2 separate regions of the Homo sapiens genome follow, and region 2 is linked to region 1. A link is a loop called in an ENCODE intact Hi-C map of the cell type or tissue named here. Cell type or tissue: K562. All regions are shown on one strand.

What was found. Hi-C counts contacts between places; a loop is a spot of excess contacts. Peaks named below come from ENCODE experiments on the same cell type or tissue, not always from the same donor. Only the 100,000 strongest peaks of a DNase experiment are listed, where the experiment ranks them.
Region 2: it touches region 1 in a loop (2.7-fold over the local background); 1 of 110 quality-filtered maps calls a loop at or near these places.

What each region holds. Positions count from the first base shown.
Region 1 is chr7:30,757,800-30,765,799 of GRCh38, forward strand. The region is part of intron 2 of INMT-MINDY4 (INMT-MINDY4 readthrough (NMD candidate)); the gene reads left to right. Among named protein-coding and RNA genes, the nearest start is that of MINDY4, 9.6 kb to the right of the region's middle. In K562, no CTCF peak of the experiment used is centred here; a DNase peak (open chromatin) is centred at 3,582.
Region 2 is chr7:30,892,196-30,900,195 of GRCh38, forward strand. It overlaps MINDY4 (MINDY lysine 48 deubiquitinase 4), which reads left to right. Exons shown (of 18, transcript NM_032222.3): 18 at 1-192. It overlaps INMT-MINDY4 (INMT-MINDY4 readthrough (NMD candidate)), which reads left to right. Exons shown (of 20, transcript NR_037598.1): 20 at 1-192. Among named protein-coding and RNA genes, the nearest start is that of AQP1, 16 kb to the right of the region's middle. In K562, a CTCF peak has its summit at 3,012; DNase peaks (open chromatin) are centred at 4,026 and 5,136.

The DNA of each region.
Region 1 (8,000 bases):
GTTCAGGGCTGATTAATTGAGAAAAGCTGTTCCATCTCCCTGTGGAAGCGCTATGAGAACAAGGTGCCTCTTCTGGGCAGACCAATTAGAGAAAGATGTCCCTTCCTTAAGGCTGATTGGGTCACACTACTGAGCACCTGTCAGCCTCCCTTTTTCCCTCAGCCCCAATCTGTGCCTTTGTGTGGGTACACCCTGGGCACAGCAACCTTGATAAGAGCCAGGAGACCTGGAATCTACTCTCAGCCCTGCCACTAATTGTTTCACTTCTCTGGGCCTCGTATTCCTATCCATGAGATTTAATCTAATAATCTACAGGAACATCCTAAGAACAGCAGGAAGTCATTGATGTGGAAGTGCTTTTTTTTTTGAGGCAGAGTCTCACTCCGTCGCCCAGGCTGGAGTGCAGTGGCGTTATCTCGGCTCACTGCAAGCTCCGCCTCCCGGGTTCAGGCCATTCTCCTGCCTCAACCTCCCCAGTAGCTGGGACTACAGGTGCCCGTCACCACGCCCGGCTAATTTTTTGTATTTTTAGTAGAGACGGGGTTTCACCGTGTTAGCCAGGATGGTGAAAGTGCTTTTTTTAAGGTGTAGTTTCACTCTTGTTGCCCAAGCTGGCGTGCAATGGTGCGATCTCAGCTCACTGCAAGCTCCGCCTCCTGGGTTCAAGTGATTCTCCTGCCTCAGCCTCCTGAGTAGCTGGGATTACAGGCATGCACCACCATGCCCAGCAAATTTTTGTGCTTTAAAAAGTAAAAGGTTTTGCACAAATTGACCCATTGATGTTATTCCCCCAGAGGGTCAGGGCTGAGATGGTCTTTCAAAATTACCCAGTCTAATCTCCGGGTTTTTTGTTTGTTTGTTTTGAGACAGAGTCACACTCTATCGCCCAGGCTGGAGTGCAGTGGTGCAATCTCAGCTCACTGCAACCTCAGCTTCCCACGTTCAAGCGATTATCTTGCTGCAGCCTCCCAAGTCGCTGGGACTACAGGCGTGCACCACCACACTCAGCTAATTTTTTTATTTTCAGTATAGACAGGGTTTCACCATGTTGGCCACACTGGTCTTGAACCTCTGACCTCAAGTGATCCTCCCTCTTCGGCCTCCCAAGGTGCTGGGATTACAGGCGTGAGCCACCATGCCCAGCCAAATCTCCATTTTTTTTGTAGTCAGGGACGATAGGTCCCAAGAGGGAAAGCGACTTGTCCAGAGACACACAGCAAGCTGGTGACAGAGCTGGAGTAAGAACTCAGGCGTTCTGACTCCTCGTTCACCCTGTGTACCCTCATTCCACCAGGTCTCCCCACCCGGCTTGGAAGGGCAGGGGGCCCTGCTTCCCTTTGGCTCTCTTTTAGCATAGACTCGTTTCTGTGATAACATCCCTGCCAGCAGTCCTTCCCTTCCGGGCTCATGCTTTACCCCAGAGAGCATGTGGACCCCAGCTCTTCTCTCAGTACAGCCCTCTCCGGCCTTGTCTGGAAAGGCATTGAATATGGGTAGTTTTATTTTTATTTTTATTTTTATTTTTTTGAGACCTAGTTTCGCTCTTGTTGCCCAGACTGAAATACAATGGCATGTTCTTGGCTCATTACAACCTCCGCCTCCTGGGTACAAGTGATTCTCCTGCCTCAGCCTCCTGAGCAGCTGGAATTACAGGCGTCTACCACCATGCCTGGCTAATTTTTGTATTTTTAGTAGAGAAAGGGTTTCACCATGTTGGCCAGGCTGGTCTCGAACTCCTGACGTCAGGTGATTTGCCCGCCTTGGCCTCCCAAAGTGCTGGGATTACAGGTGTGAACCACTGTGCCTTGCCGAATATGGGTAGTTTTAGACATGCTCATGGCAGAATGATCAACAGGCGGAAGAAGTGGGAGGTCCAGCCGATGTGGATCCCTGAGAGCCCATGTCCACAAACAGGGGAAGAATAGTGGCTAAAATAGGTCTTGTAGGGAATTTTAAAGACAAGTGAATTGTCTGTTGAGGCAGCCAAAAAGGGGCTGGCTTCTGCCAGGTGGCAGCCAGGCAATGTCCAGGAGAGGAGATTGCCAAGGAAAGGAGGCTACAAATGCCCCCTCCTTGTGATGTCAGGACCTCCCTTAGCGAGCGATCTGGCCAAGACACAGGGAAAAGACACAGGATCCAGACCCGGGGCTCTGCTCCTTGGACGGCTCAGTGCAGAGAGTCAGCTGGCTGCCTGGAAGGAGAGAGTGGGCAAGGGTGTGAGGGAATCTTTGGGGGCTGTGGAAGCTGTTCTACCTTATGAAATGGGGCTGGGATGGACTGAGGGACTATGCTGTGCTCTGTCATTTGTCCATAAGTACTCTCTACATGCTCTAATAAAACATTTTGTTTTACTCTATCCAATGGGCAGAACCTGTGATATGCTGTCAAGACTATGGGGGAAGGACTCTTTAGGGAAGAAAACCCTATTGTGACTAAAGGAAGGAACCTTCTGTTTGGGGCAGAGAGGCAGACTTGTAAGTCATGACCATTGGTCCACAGAACTGTTTCATCATGCAACGGTGAAACTCTGTACCCGTTAGACAGTAACTCCTGGTCTCCCTTCCCCTCGCCCCCAGCAACCGCCATTCTACTGTGTCTTTATGAATGTGACTACCCTAAGTACCTCATATAAGTGGAATCATACAGTATTTGTCCATTTGTGACTGGCTTATTTCACTTAGCATAATGTCTTCAGGTTCATCCGTGCTGCACTGTGTCAGAATTTCCTTCCTTTTCAAGGTTGAATAATATACCATCGTATGGATATGCCACATTTTGTTTATCCATTCATCCACTGATGGACACTTGGTGGTGTTTGTGTTTGGGCTATTGTGAATAATGCCGTTATGAGGCCAGCCACAGGTAAAACTCACTGAATTCTCACAACAGCTCATGTGGACAGTATTATTTTGAAATTCCATTTTACAGGTGAGGAAACTGAGGCACAGACCTTCTCAAAGTAGCTATTAAGTAGAGAGCTGGGCTTATGAACCCAAGCACTGTCATTCCAGAGCCTGAGCTTAACCTGGACCCCACACTGTCATCTCACAGGGGTGCAGAAGAACATCTAACTAGGCTTGGGGGAAGTCCAGGAAGCCATGGAGGTGATCTGTGAGCTGAGAGTGAAGAGTGAATAGTTCACTGATGGCTGATGGAGAAAAGGGCTAGCCATTCCCAGCAGAGGGAACACCTGTGTGTTGCGGCTAATTACACAAAAACCCATCTCCACTCCTAAGTCATGGCCCCTGTGGTCCTGAAGTAACCTGAATTTGAAAACAGAAGACACAGGAGATTTATTATCTGTGTGGTACCCCCTACTTCCTACCTATCTACCTCCACCACATCATAGGAATCAAGTAGCAAGGCCAAGCCAGACTTGGAGAGATGCCAGCAGAAGCATTTCATAGGCTCAAAAGGACGTACATTTCCCAATCTCTTCCTGACCTATTTCTAACTCCCGTATCCTTATGGGGGTGGAGCTGGAGGTTGAAGGGTCTGTGGGGGAGGTGGGGAAGAGGAGGATGAAACCCCAACAGCTCTTTTGCCCTCTGCCTGTAAGTTCAGCTTATCTTATCCTAATGCATTCTTGACTCCTTGCTGAGAAATGCTGCTTATCTTGCGACTCCATTCTAGTCTCAAAAACCCTGCATTTATTCTTTTTCCTAGAACTCTGAAAAAACCCAAGCTTGGGGAACATGGTTGTTTACCAGAGTCATTTTAACTGCTTATCTAGAAAGGAAAGGAACAAAAGTTGGCCATTCTGGTCATCTCAGCTTAGGCAGCACAGAGGTCATGGAGAAATTTTCGTAGGCAACTGCCTCTACTTACGGGAAAAGCTATAAAAACATACAGTTGTGTACAAGCACAGAAGTGAGACAGGCCCAGGCTCGTGTGGAGATCAAGGACTGCAGGACTTGAGTTCTGAGATCCTGCACATGTGGGCATGTTATATGTACAATAAGCGTGTGGGGTGTCATGAACTGAGATCCTAATAAAAAGAACCAGAGGTATAGAAACATGACATCTTGAAACAAAAGAACGCCAGTGTTCCAGAGATTGCTAGTTGTTCTCCCGTGCCCACTATGCCCATTAACTTCTTCAGAGTAATAGATTTTTTGGCTGGGCTCCATTTAGCTGGGCAAGGCTGCCTTAAACAAGACTATATTTCCTAGTCCCCTTTGTAGCTTTGTGCGGTCAAGTGAGTGAGTTCTGACCGAAGGGATTTGAGCAGAAGTGTCGTACCAGCTTCTGGAAGCCTTCCTTAAGATGTCGTAAACCTAGACTCTGCTATTTACTCTTCATCCTTTACCCTGTCCTGTGATCTGGAATGTGGCTGCTGGCATCTTGGTTTAGGAGGTCAAGGCCACACATGGCGGAGAAACAAGACAGAGGGAAACTGGGAACCTAATAATGTGAAGCACTCATGAGCCCTGGGTTTTTATGTGAGAGACAAATAGACTTTCATCTTGTTTAAGTCACTGATATTATTGTTACCCTTATTATTATTATGGCAGAAATGCCAGAGAAGTGGTGTTGTGTCTCTTTCAGTGCATAAGGAGGTATGTAACATTGATAGTCCTCTGGCTGGGGATGATAACTTTGATCACTTGGTTAATGGGTTGGCCAACTTCTCCATCATAAAGTGAACATTTTCCCCTTTGTAATTAAGCAGTATCTTATGGAGAGATTCTTTGAGATGACATAAATATCCTGTATCCACTAGTTTTAGCATCCATTGATGATTCTTGTCTGAATGAATTATTATCATTATCCTGGTTGCCAAATGATGATTGGCAAATTCCATCATCCTTTCTACATTTATGAGTTCACATTCAAATGTAAGGAGAGGCTTTCCCTTCTCCTTTATATATCTATATATATATATATATATCTATATCTATCTATCTATCTATATATCTATCTATATATATATCTATATATCTATCTATATATATATCTATATATATCTATCTATATATATATCTATATATCTATCTATCTATCTATATATCTATATATATATCTATCTATATATATATATAAACATGGACTCATGGGTTCTTATTTTATTCAGTTGGTTATAATCTGTGACTATCATAACTTACTCTGATATACAGATTTAGCCAGTAGGACCCCTTTTAAGCTGGGTGGTGGTTTGTTCTTCTGACATGATTCCCTTATTTTTTTGAGTACTTCCTTACTAAGTTACTCTTATTTTGAGTTTTTCTGTCACTCTGAATGGAAATGGGTACTAACCATTATAATCAGGCATAGGAGTAAAAGAAATGGATGAGGGCTCTGGGGCTGCCTCCTTCAGCTCTGGACCTAGAGGCCCAGCACTTGGCATGCCGGGGACAGGAAGGGGTTCACAAAGCAGCCACCCTTCAGCTAGAGTTGAGCTGGGAAGGCACTAGTTGCTGCTTGCTCCAAACAGCCTTGTTTTTGTGAAGGACTCAAGCCAGGAAACCTGGGATAGTCACAGAGAAGAAACCCTGTGACTATCCTCAAGGCCTGCCTTAAAGCTGAGGATATATCATGGTCTCTGCATAGAGACTGAAGTAGAAGGGAAAAATCCCTATAACCATCAGCCCAAGTGCATGGAGTTCAAATATTCAGGTAACCAACCTAGAGGAAGGTGCTCCAATTGAACCATCAGAGCAAGGGAGCCAGGTTTGTAAAGAGCTGTAGACTAAGAAGTCAGAGAACCAGGGGAGAGGGAGAGCAAGAGGCAGAAGATTAAAAATTGTGAGCAGCAGGAGGCATCTCCAGGGCACATACAGAAAATCATATTTGTACAGCCTGAGATAAATGGAGAAGACTGTTCATGGTAGTAATGGCCTATGGTATCTGGCCAGATAGGCTCCATTTAGCTGTCCTGAGGCCTGAGGAGATTGTGACTCCAGCATCCCTATAATCAATTTGTGATACATCAGTACTGACAATCCCTGTGGGAATATCTGGTCTAGCAAACCCTGGAGAAAGAGACCACTGCCCCACAACTGATTGAGCTTTCACTCATTCTTAGAGATTCATAGTATTTAGGTTGAAAAAAAAAGCTGCTTTAACAAAAGACTCCCTCATCCCCACTTCCAAAAATAGAAAAAAAATTAAAAAAAATAAAAACACTAAGCTCAAACCAGATGAAAGTGTATTTCTCTCACCTGTAACCATCTGAAGTCCGTGTCACCATGTGAATGCTCCATGCAGTCATTCAGGGAACCAGGTTCCTTCTATCTTATTTCTGCCATCCCCCAGGATAGCACACTTAAACTCGAGTGAGCATCAGAAGTACCTGGAAGTCTTATAAACACAGATTGCTGGGCCCCACCCTCAGAGTTTCTGATTCAGCACATCTGATGTAGGGACTGAGAATTTGCATTTCTAGTTTTCAAGTGGTGCTGATGCTGGTGTTTGGCGGGCAGCTACACTTTTGAGAATCACTGTTCTTAGGTGTTGCTTTCGTCTTTAGGGTCACAGCACATACTCATTGTTGCAGCTGGTGCTCTGGCTTACAGGAGAGAAAAGAGGATGAAAGAGATAGGGCCTGGTTTTAAGGTGCCGGCCCTCTTATTCTGCTGGTGACAAACTTAGTTCCATGGCTGCCTCTGACTTCAAGAAAGGCTGGGAAATACCACGTGGCTTGGAAGTCTTTTGCCCAGCTCCAAACATATAACCATGCATGAAGGAAATAATGGATTCTGTTGGGCAACTAGCAGACTTCACACAGGACTTCACCACTTTGGGAGCAGTTTCAATTCATTTACTCAGACTAGAATTTTTATGCCGAATCCTACTTTGGAGGAGACTATGTTATGATTTCCAAAGAATGTCTGCACCATTTCAACAGGAATTTTTCACAGGGAGGCACTGACAGCTATGTCTGAAGGTTTGGGGTCTGTACTTGCTGGTGAAAACATTAGAATGTCAAGCAACTGCCAAAAGTCTCTGCTTGGCCCCAGAGAAGGCACATTTATCTGGACAGCATCCAAGGAGCTTTGATCAAGAATTTCCAGGGCCATTCCAGGGCAAGTGTGCAGCAAAGTAGGTTGGGTTTATATTATCCAGGGGTGTGTGTGTGTGTGTGTGTTGTGTGACCTAACTAGTTCTTTTTCTCTGGGGACAACCTTCTTCCTCCCTTGATTTATTTTAAGGAATTGGCTCACATGATTGTGGGGACTGGCAAGTCTGAAACCTGCAAGGCAGGCTGGCAGGTTGGAGACCCAGGGAAGAGTTGATATTGCAGCTTGAGTCCAAAGGCAGGCTGAAGACAGAACACTCTCTTCCTTGGGGAACCTTAGTCTTTTGCTTTTAAGGCAATCAACTTATTGGATGAGGCCCACCCACACTATGAAGGATAAGCTGCTTTACTCAAAGTCTACACACAGCAACATCCAGGCTGGCATTTGACCAAAGAGCAGGGTATCATGACCTAGCCAAGTTGACACATGAAATTAACTATCACATTGGTGGAGAATTATACATTCTTCTTGATTAAAATGGTCATTTTCTCAAAACCCCATGGGATACCTCTGCTATCTTCTTTTCTCTCCCCAGTCAGTCCCCGTGCACAGACCTGCACAAATGGCTGAGCCTCATCATTCCTGACAGCGAGGAGATCTTGGATGTGCCAGGCCTAGTGAAAGACCAACAATCTCACTGCAGGGGTGGCTGTCCCATCTCCTCCTACTGGAGCCTGGCTGGGGCCTGGGTTCCCCCTCCATCTCCAGTCTCATGTTGGCGACCATGTGGATACAGCCTGGGAGCAGAGATTGGGATGTGGTGGATAAGACAGAACTATGGGGGGAGTGTGCAAATAAACTGTCTCTTCATATTGCCAAGGACAGTGGCCTGGGCTGGACCCCCTGTCCTGATCTTTGGGGATGGTGGCCAGACAGCTGGGAAGGTCTGAGAGTCACATCATTAGAAGGAGTTTCACAATGTTCTTCCAACCCCCCTAGTCCAGACATGTTGCATTTGGTCAGATCCCTGTTCCCAGCCCC
Region 2 (8,000 bases), 130 kb after region 1:
TTGCTGGGTCCCCTCCCAGCTGAGCTGTGACTGCTGAGTACTGGAAGGAGGTTGCCAGGGTCTCTGCTACCTTTGTCTGCATCCCTCCCTTGCTCCCTGCTGGGTGGTCCCTCACCCAGGCCTCCAATGTGGTTGGCCCTGGGGACTCATTACTTCTGGTAGCTGGCTTTCTATAAAAATGGGTCAAACCCATGTCAAGGGCCCAGGCTCATTTGTTCTACAGCTGCAAAGAGCGTGATGTGCACTGTCTGTGCTGATCATGGCTGGTATGGAGAATGTGGTAGGGTGATTCGCCCCAGAGCCCTTGTGAGGCCCCAGGAGAATGGAGGTGGACCTGGAGGGTAAGCTGGACCTGGCCAAGTAGATGTGGGAAAAGAGCCTTCCAAGGAGGAGGGACCTCTTGGCCATGGGGGGACAATAGGACAGGGATAAACAGAGGGACTGGGGACTAGGTGAGGTCCTTGGTACCTGTAGGGGAGCATGTGGGGAGAGGGCTGTCTGAAAATCTGGATGGGCAGAGCCTGTGGAGCCCTCACATTCCAGAACAAAGATGGCAAAGTTGAAATAGGAAAAGTGCAATAATCACTCATGAAGGGGATATAGTAGTCTGAGCCTTGTTTGTTCCATTCATTGATATCCCACCAGTTTCAAAAAGAAGATGAGAACATGCAGAAGTGCGGTGGCCTGCTGATGAAGAAGGGGGTGAGGAGAGAGGTTGTGTGAAAAGCACAGTGAAGGACTCCTCTGCAGTGGTTTACAAGAACAGGATGGATACAGGAGCCCAGGGGCAGAGCACTAGCCTCTCAGGGTTTCTGTCACATGGCTGCCCATATGAAGGCTGCCGGCCCTGTACCCCACCCTGTCTGTGCCCAGTGAGTGCTGCAGTTGGGACTGTGAGGGGGCTGTGTAGAGGTGGGTGTGTACGCACAGGAACCAGGGGATGCACCCCTGCTGTGTCTGCTCTGGCCCAGGGAGAAGCCTAGGAGAGCCACCAGCACCGGACAGTAGCTTGTCCCCAGCTTCCATGTGCGCCTGGGGCTCAGGACACAAGCAGCTCAGGAGCTGTGTCTCTCTGCAGTACTGGCTACAGGAGACCCCTTTTATTTTAGACGCCAGGCATGTCAGGGGTAAAACTGGCATTTGGTGGTGACAGCAAAAGCACTTGTCTTGTGTTCTTGTGGATGGGGCATGTGTAGAGGCCTGACTGTTGGTCTTTGGGGAGAGGCAGGCGGAGAGCCAATCAGGCTGGGAGGGAAGTGGGAGGGTAGGGACTGCTCTGTCCAGGCTGTGCCGAGGCCCCGGTGGGGTTTGCTATGTAAACTCCAGCAGCCATTCACAGCAGGCTTCCAGCAGAAATGCTTCCTATATATCCCTGAAATGTTTATGCATTTGTTTTCCTTGGCCAGGGATAGGGCGCTCCAGCTGAGCACCCGGGCAGAGGAAATCGGTTTCCCAGCAGCAGCCTTGTTTATCAGCCTGGGAAGGAAAAGTGTGTCTTTTCAATGAAACTCACTTAACCTCCTGACCAAGGTCCCTTTGGCAGCACTGGAGAAAACAAACTATTCCCAGTGTTGCTTGAGAAGACCATTTCCAACAAATTACAAACCTGCTTCTCTAGAAGCCAGGTACATTGTGCAGTTTCTTATTCCTTGCCTAGGTTTTCCTGGAATGGAAGATGAGCACAGCCCAGCACCACCCTCCCCCAGACCCAGACACTGGGACAAGTCCATGGTGCTGCCACCAAGCCTGCAGGAATGAAATACAGGCTCCTGACTCCTCACCCATGGGCGATCTCCATCCAAGGGGCAGAGTTTTCTAGGGAGACTGTGGGTGGGCTTCAGAGAGTCCAGAGCTGCCCAGATTATGTGAAAGTTTCCCCTCCCCTTGCAGTGGTCATTTTGGGAGAGGGAGTTGTGGTTAGCTTTTGTCACCTTTCCACCTTGCCCTTGGAGTCCTCCCCAGATGCCCAAGCTGGCTGTGGCTCCTTCAGGGAGGAGGGGCAGGGCAGCAAGGTCTTACTTAACCTGTCCTGCAGCAGTGCTGGGTGTTGCTGTGGGCCCTCTGATGAGCACATAGGAAGTGCTGGCCTCCTCTTTTGTGAGGGGGCTTCCCACTGCTAAGGACTGCCCCACGTCAGCTGATCCCCCCTCCAACTGCTGCTATGGCAGCTCTCCAGCCCCTCTGCCAGAGCCAACCTCTCCTCCACCACCTTTATGGAAGACCCGAGTCTTCCTTCTGCAGGATCCACACTTGAACTGTGCAAAGCACCAACATATCATTGCCTCCCAAATCCTGGAGATCAGACCTTCCCCACTCACCCCATCTCCTGCCCCACCATCTGTCGGGAGCTCCTCACCTTTAACCTTCCCCACTCCATGCGAGTGTCCCACATCCTGGGGACACAAATCAAGCTTTCAGGCAGTCTCCTTGAAGCCTCCCTCACTTGACTTTAGGAGTGGAGATTCACCCTCTCTGCTCCCCATGGCTAGGGGAAGGGGACCCAGGGACCCGAGCACACTGATGCTTCTCTCCAGGGACATCCTCACTAGCCCCGACCTCTTCGACTGCCAGCCCAATACTTTCTTCATCCTCTCTCGTGGTGGGAGGATCATTCACAGCACTCTCCCTGTTAGTTCTACATAGAGGGAGCACCTGTCAGAAGAGCGGTTTCCAGAGCTGCAAGAATTCCCTGGGGGTCAGAGCTGGGCCAGGGCTTGGAGGGGTGTTGGAGGCTGTACTAAGGCAAGCTTTGTCCAGACTCCACCTGACTGCTCCCCAGGGTCTCCATGTCTGAGCCCAAAGGGAACACAGCGTTGGGGGCAGGACCCAGCCCATCCAGAACACCAGCCGTGGAAGAGGAGCAGCAGCGCTCCCGCCCGCCGTGAGGGCCGGGGCTGGTGAAGTCTCAGAGAGGCTTCCACAGACCCTAGGCTCTGCTAAGCAAGGGTGGCACAGCAGGGCGTCTCTGCCCTAGTCCGGATTCACCACTCAAAGTGCTGTCTTCAAACCAGCAGCAGCAGCACCGCCTGATGTCCAGGCTTAGAAATGCGGACTCAGGCTGTGCCCAGAACTAGGGGATCCGAGTCTGTGCTTTCACTTAAAGCCTGCTCTGGAGGTTGTGATTTTGTGGGGAGACAGTGTGAAATGCACAAATAGCCACCAAAATGAAGTACTGAAGGCATGTGTGGGAGGCGGTCATGGGCACATGAGGAAGAAGCTGCATCAGATCCCAGGCCTGAGTGCAGCCCTGACTCCCCTGCTTCCTGCCTCTGGGGCCTTGAGCACTTGACTCGAGCTCACTGGGCCTCAGTTTCCTCATCTGTAGAATTACAACCTCCTAGGGCTGGGATGAGGATTAAGTGAGTTACTACATGGTGCAGTGCTTAGAACAGGGCCTGGCACAGCATCAGGACTCGGTAAATGTTGGCTCCTAATACTTCCAGTGAGATAGGAGGTGGTATCTCATCCGGGTGTTGGAGGATGAGCAGGGTTTTAACAAGTGGCGAAGTAGATGGAAGATCATTCCAGCTGAGAGGAACAGTGAAAGCAGAGACCAGGGAAGTCCTTGATGTCTGCGGGTCTCCTCTGGGGTGACCACAGTGTGGGAGGCCCAGAGCAGTAGGAGTGGAGGCAAAGAGCAGGAGAGGGCCTCAGACAATGGTCTGGGGCTGGGACGTTTCCCTGGGAGAGGAGAACTTCTCAGCGTGCTGCTTCAGACCTCTCTCTCCCTGGCAGGAGAGTGGGGTGTGGGGCAGAGGCTGGGAGCACATTGAGGGGATGGAAGTGAAAGATGGCTAGTGGCCTTTGCTACTGGAGGCCCAGTGGACCATCCTTACGTGGCCACTGAGCTCTTAGGGGATCCTAAAATTTGCAGGAGGCAGTCAGGTTGCCAAGTCTATTTGCAGGTATTTCTCCACCCACCACAGTCCGCCCTACTTCCTAATCATGCACTAATCCTCATGGGGGCTGTGGGAGCTTTAATTACCAGGCAAAAATGCCAGGCATTTGCGATAATAGAGATTGCTTAATGCAAACTCCAGCATGAGGGGGTGGACTGATAGGTGCGTGGGGGAGGGGCCAGGAAGAACATGGCTATAGTGTCTGCGTGTGTGTTCCCGGCAGACCTGTTATGCACAGAAAGGGATCAGGACCCTGCTGGTCAAGGGCCAGTGGCTACCAACGCCTGTGGGTGGCCTTTCCTGCCCTTCCTTTTTACGCCATCTCCCAGACTGCGGCGCTTCCTTCCATTCTCCTGCTCACCTTCCCACAAAATACCTATCTTGTGTCCTGTTCCTCCAAGAAGTCACTGAAGGCCTTCTCCATACAGATGGGGAAACCGAGGCCCAGACAGGAATCATTAGTTAAGAGTCCTCCTGGGCATTTCTTTTCCACAGGGGTCTCTTGGAGACCAGACCACCAGATGGTCTTGGGGCTGGATGGAATAAATCTGATGGGGGGTGGGGGTGATTCCAACCTGCCTCCTTTTGCCTCCCCTCTTGCTTCCCCCTCCAGCCCCACACCTCACCCACCACAGACCCCAGCAGCCTCTTCCCAAACTGCCCCTGGCTGCCTGCAGCCTTCCCTGGTGTTCTTTGATTCACCTGGGTCCTTGCCCTCTGGCTCCCCATGTCCATCTGTCAAATCCTACCCATCCCACAAGGCCAGCTCCAAGGCCCCTCCTCTAAGAAGCCCTCCTGGATTACCCAGCCGACAGTTCAAGTCCTCCCCTCTGAGTGCTCACAGGACTCAATCACCTCCTCTTTCACAAGCCTAGGTCTTAATAGTTAGAGGGTGTCGGTCACCTGGCCACAGGTGTATGCACAAGCAAACACATAAGCACATGCACACACACCCCTGTACACCTCTAGTGCTGTTTCCTTACCCCTGGGCCCGGGGCTCCTTCCTCCCTGCCTCTTTCCCTCCCCCAGGTACCTGTCCCACCCTGGGGGACAAGCCCAAAGCTCCTTCTGCCCACTTTGAGGCCCCTCCCCTGCTCACACCCACTCCAGGCAGAAAGCCTCGGCAGCTGGGTGTCAGGGCGGGAAGGTGCTGCCTGAGGCTCCAAACCGTTGGTTCCAGGTGTGGCTTTGAGATTAAACCTGGCGCCTTTCCTGTGGCCCTTGATAAGGGTGATCCTGAGTGTTTCTCTGGCATTTTCTGTTTAAGGCCTGTCTGAGGTTCAGCAAAGTCCCACCTCCCCACGGAGCCCTCCATGATAAGCACAGCACTCGCGGGTCCACCTCCCTGTGGCCTGCTCTGTGGGGAGCCCAGGGTTGGCACCATTCCTGGGCCCTGCCCCTCCCCTCCCCTCCCCAGCACAAGGACTGACCCTGAGGAGTGCTATTAATAATTATATCAGGACAGTTTTGTAATCAGGAACTGCCGTGCACGGGAACTGTAGTCTGCGGGAGGATTGTTCTGTTACTGATTGATCTCCCACCACCGTGCCCTTCAAACTCCGGGTTCAGATCCTTGGATTGTATTTGGGGGTTGGAGCTCAGATGAGGGGAATCCTCTTGGTGGGCTGGAGCAGTCGAAAGCTTCTTGAAGGGGGAGGATTGAAACTGGACCCTGAAGGAAAGTGGGTGGGAGGAGGGGCAGAGAGCATTCCAGATAAGCAGAGGGTCTGGGTTGTCAGGGGCAAGGGGCCTGGGGAGTCTGGGGGTGGTGGGAAGGTTAAGGATGTCAGGGCTGGATCCTGAAGGGCTTTGAATGTCAGGTTAAGGAGCTTGAGCTGTGAGCACTAGGGAGCCATGGAGGGTTTCAGAGCAGGACAGTGATGGGTCCAAGCTGTTTGGGAAGACTGATGTGGCAACAATGTGGAGGACAGATCAGAAGGAAGACGCTAACTTCTTAGCTGGGGCCATGGAGAGGAGGATCCGGTGTGAGAGAGCCTGCTTTTTTTTTTTTTTTCTTTTTTTTGAGACAGGGTCATCCAGGCTGGAGGTGCAGTGGCACAATCACAGCTCACTGCAGCCTTGATCTCCTGGGCTCAAGCAATCCTCCTAAATCAGCTTCCCAAGTAGCTGGGACTACAGGTGTGTGCCACCATGCCTGGCTAATTTTTTAATTTATTTTAATAGAGACAAGGTCTTTCTGTGTTGCCCAGACTGTTCTCGAGCTCCTGAGCTCAAGCGATCCTCCTGTGCAGGCCTCCCAGAGACATCCTGCCTTTTAGTGCTTCAGCCAAAGGAGCAAGGTGGTGGGCCCATGGACCCGCACCCAAGTCCCCGCTCTCTTCCCTGCTTCCTGGCAGGCAGATCTTGCCTCCAGCAGCGGTTCCGTCTGCCTGCTTCTCCGTCAGCACTGGTGGCTGCAGCTGTCCCTAGAGCATCTTTGCAAAACATCCCCGCCACGTGATGAAGGAAGGCTTCCTCTGCCCCCGTGCCTTGGCAAACCATGAAGGAGGGGGCCTCAATTCGAGGAAGTGCCCAGGGCTTTGTTCTGGCTCCCGCCATGGCTGGACCCACTGTCTATTGTTTTCCATGCCGTTGGTGACCTTGGGCCAGCTGGACTGGCTGGCTCCCACCTCCAAGTCCATTGCGGAAGACAGCCAGGCTGGCAGGATGATTTTCAGTCCCTAGGTGGTCTTGAGTAGGCCCCCTACCCATGGAGAGACTTAGTTTCCCCAGCTCTTGGGGGTCCCAGTTGGCATTATGGAGACTGTTTATCTCCTGAGGACCAGGAATCTCTTATTAGGCAGGAAAGTGAGTTCCCAGCCCCAGAACAGAGACCCATACCTCCTCCTGTGTCTGCTGTTGTTGGGGGCCCTTGTCCTGGACCTGTGGATCAGAGGCGCAAGTCTGTCTGCCATTCCCTCTCTCTTGGTTTTGGGGATCCTTGCTGCCCCTACCGCAGGGTGTGGTCTGTGAGGAAAGGGGCTTGGGTTGGATGATGAAGTGATTACAAGCTTCTACTGGAATTTGGACCACCTGAGTTTAGATCTTAGCTCCAACCTCTCAGTTGTGTCACCGTAGCTAAGTTACAAAATATGCATGCACGCACACACACACGCACGCGCACACACACACATGCACACACACACACACACATAAAGTGACCTTTCTGAGCCTCAGTTTCCCTGTCTGTAAAATGGGAATAATAACAGCGTAAACTATATAAGATTGGTGTGAGGATTAAGTGTAAGGTGCCTAGAAGAGCACCTGGCGCCTAGTAGGTGCCCAGTAAATGTTGGCTCTTTTGCCATGAGCTGATAGGAGGGTGTGGGGGTTGGGGCAAGTTCACCTCACTGAGATTCAGGAAGGGTGACCGTATGAGATGCTGTGATGTAGTGAGGTCTGCTGGGCATTGTCTCTGTGGACTGATCCCTGGAAATCAGTCCCTCCCTGTACCTTTCCAAACCCAGCCCTGAAAGGCAAGGCCCTCCTCTCCTTTCCCTGGCTCTCCAGGCCCCATAGCTGCTCCTGGGCCAACTGGATAAATGGCTTCTTCTCTGCTTGCCCCCTTAAGGCTGTTCCTCCCTGCTCTGGGCTTTGGTTCCCTGCTTGTGAAAGGAGGTGATTGGATGAGGAGGCCCTCCCTGCACAGCGACTGGGCCAGCATTCCCAGCAGTGACCACTCCTGAGACTGAGATCGAGGGCAACAGGGACAGACACTGTGTACAGCCCCTAACGAGCCTGGCACTCACACCTCCCTGGTGACAGATAAAGAAACTGAGGCTCAGCCAGCCAGGTGCTGGCTCGGGGCCTGAGGCTAACAGATGGCAGGTGCCCAAGCTCTCCCTGCTCATTCCTCGCCTCCCAGAGGATTTGCTGAGATTCTGGAAGGCCCCCAAGCAGGGCAGAGGAGAGGGTGGGGCTTCCCGGAGCCCCTCCTCTCCTATCTTCCTTTATTTCCTGAGACTTATTTTGGGGACTCTGGAAAAATCTGTGAGTGTCTTGGTTTCTATACCCGTGTGCTATTGTGTGAGAACCCAGCCTTTCCTTCAATTCAGACCCCTCCCCTCACCCCTCACAAGCAGTCCGGAGGGAGAGATGGGT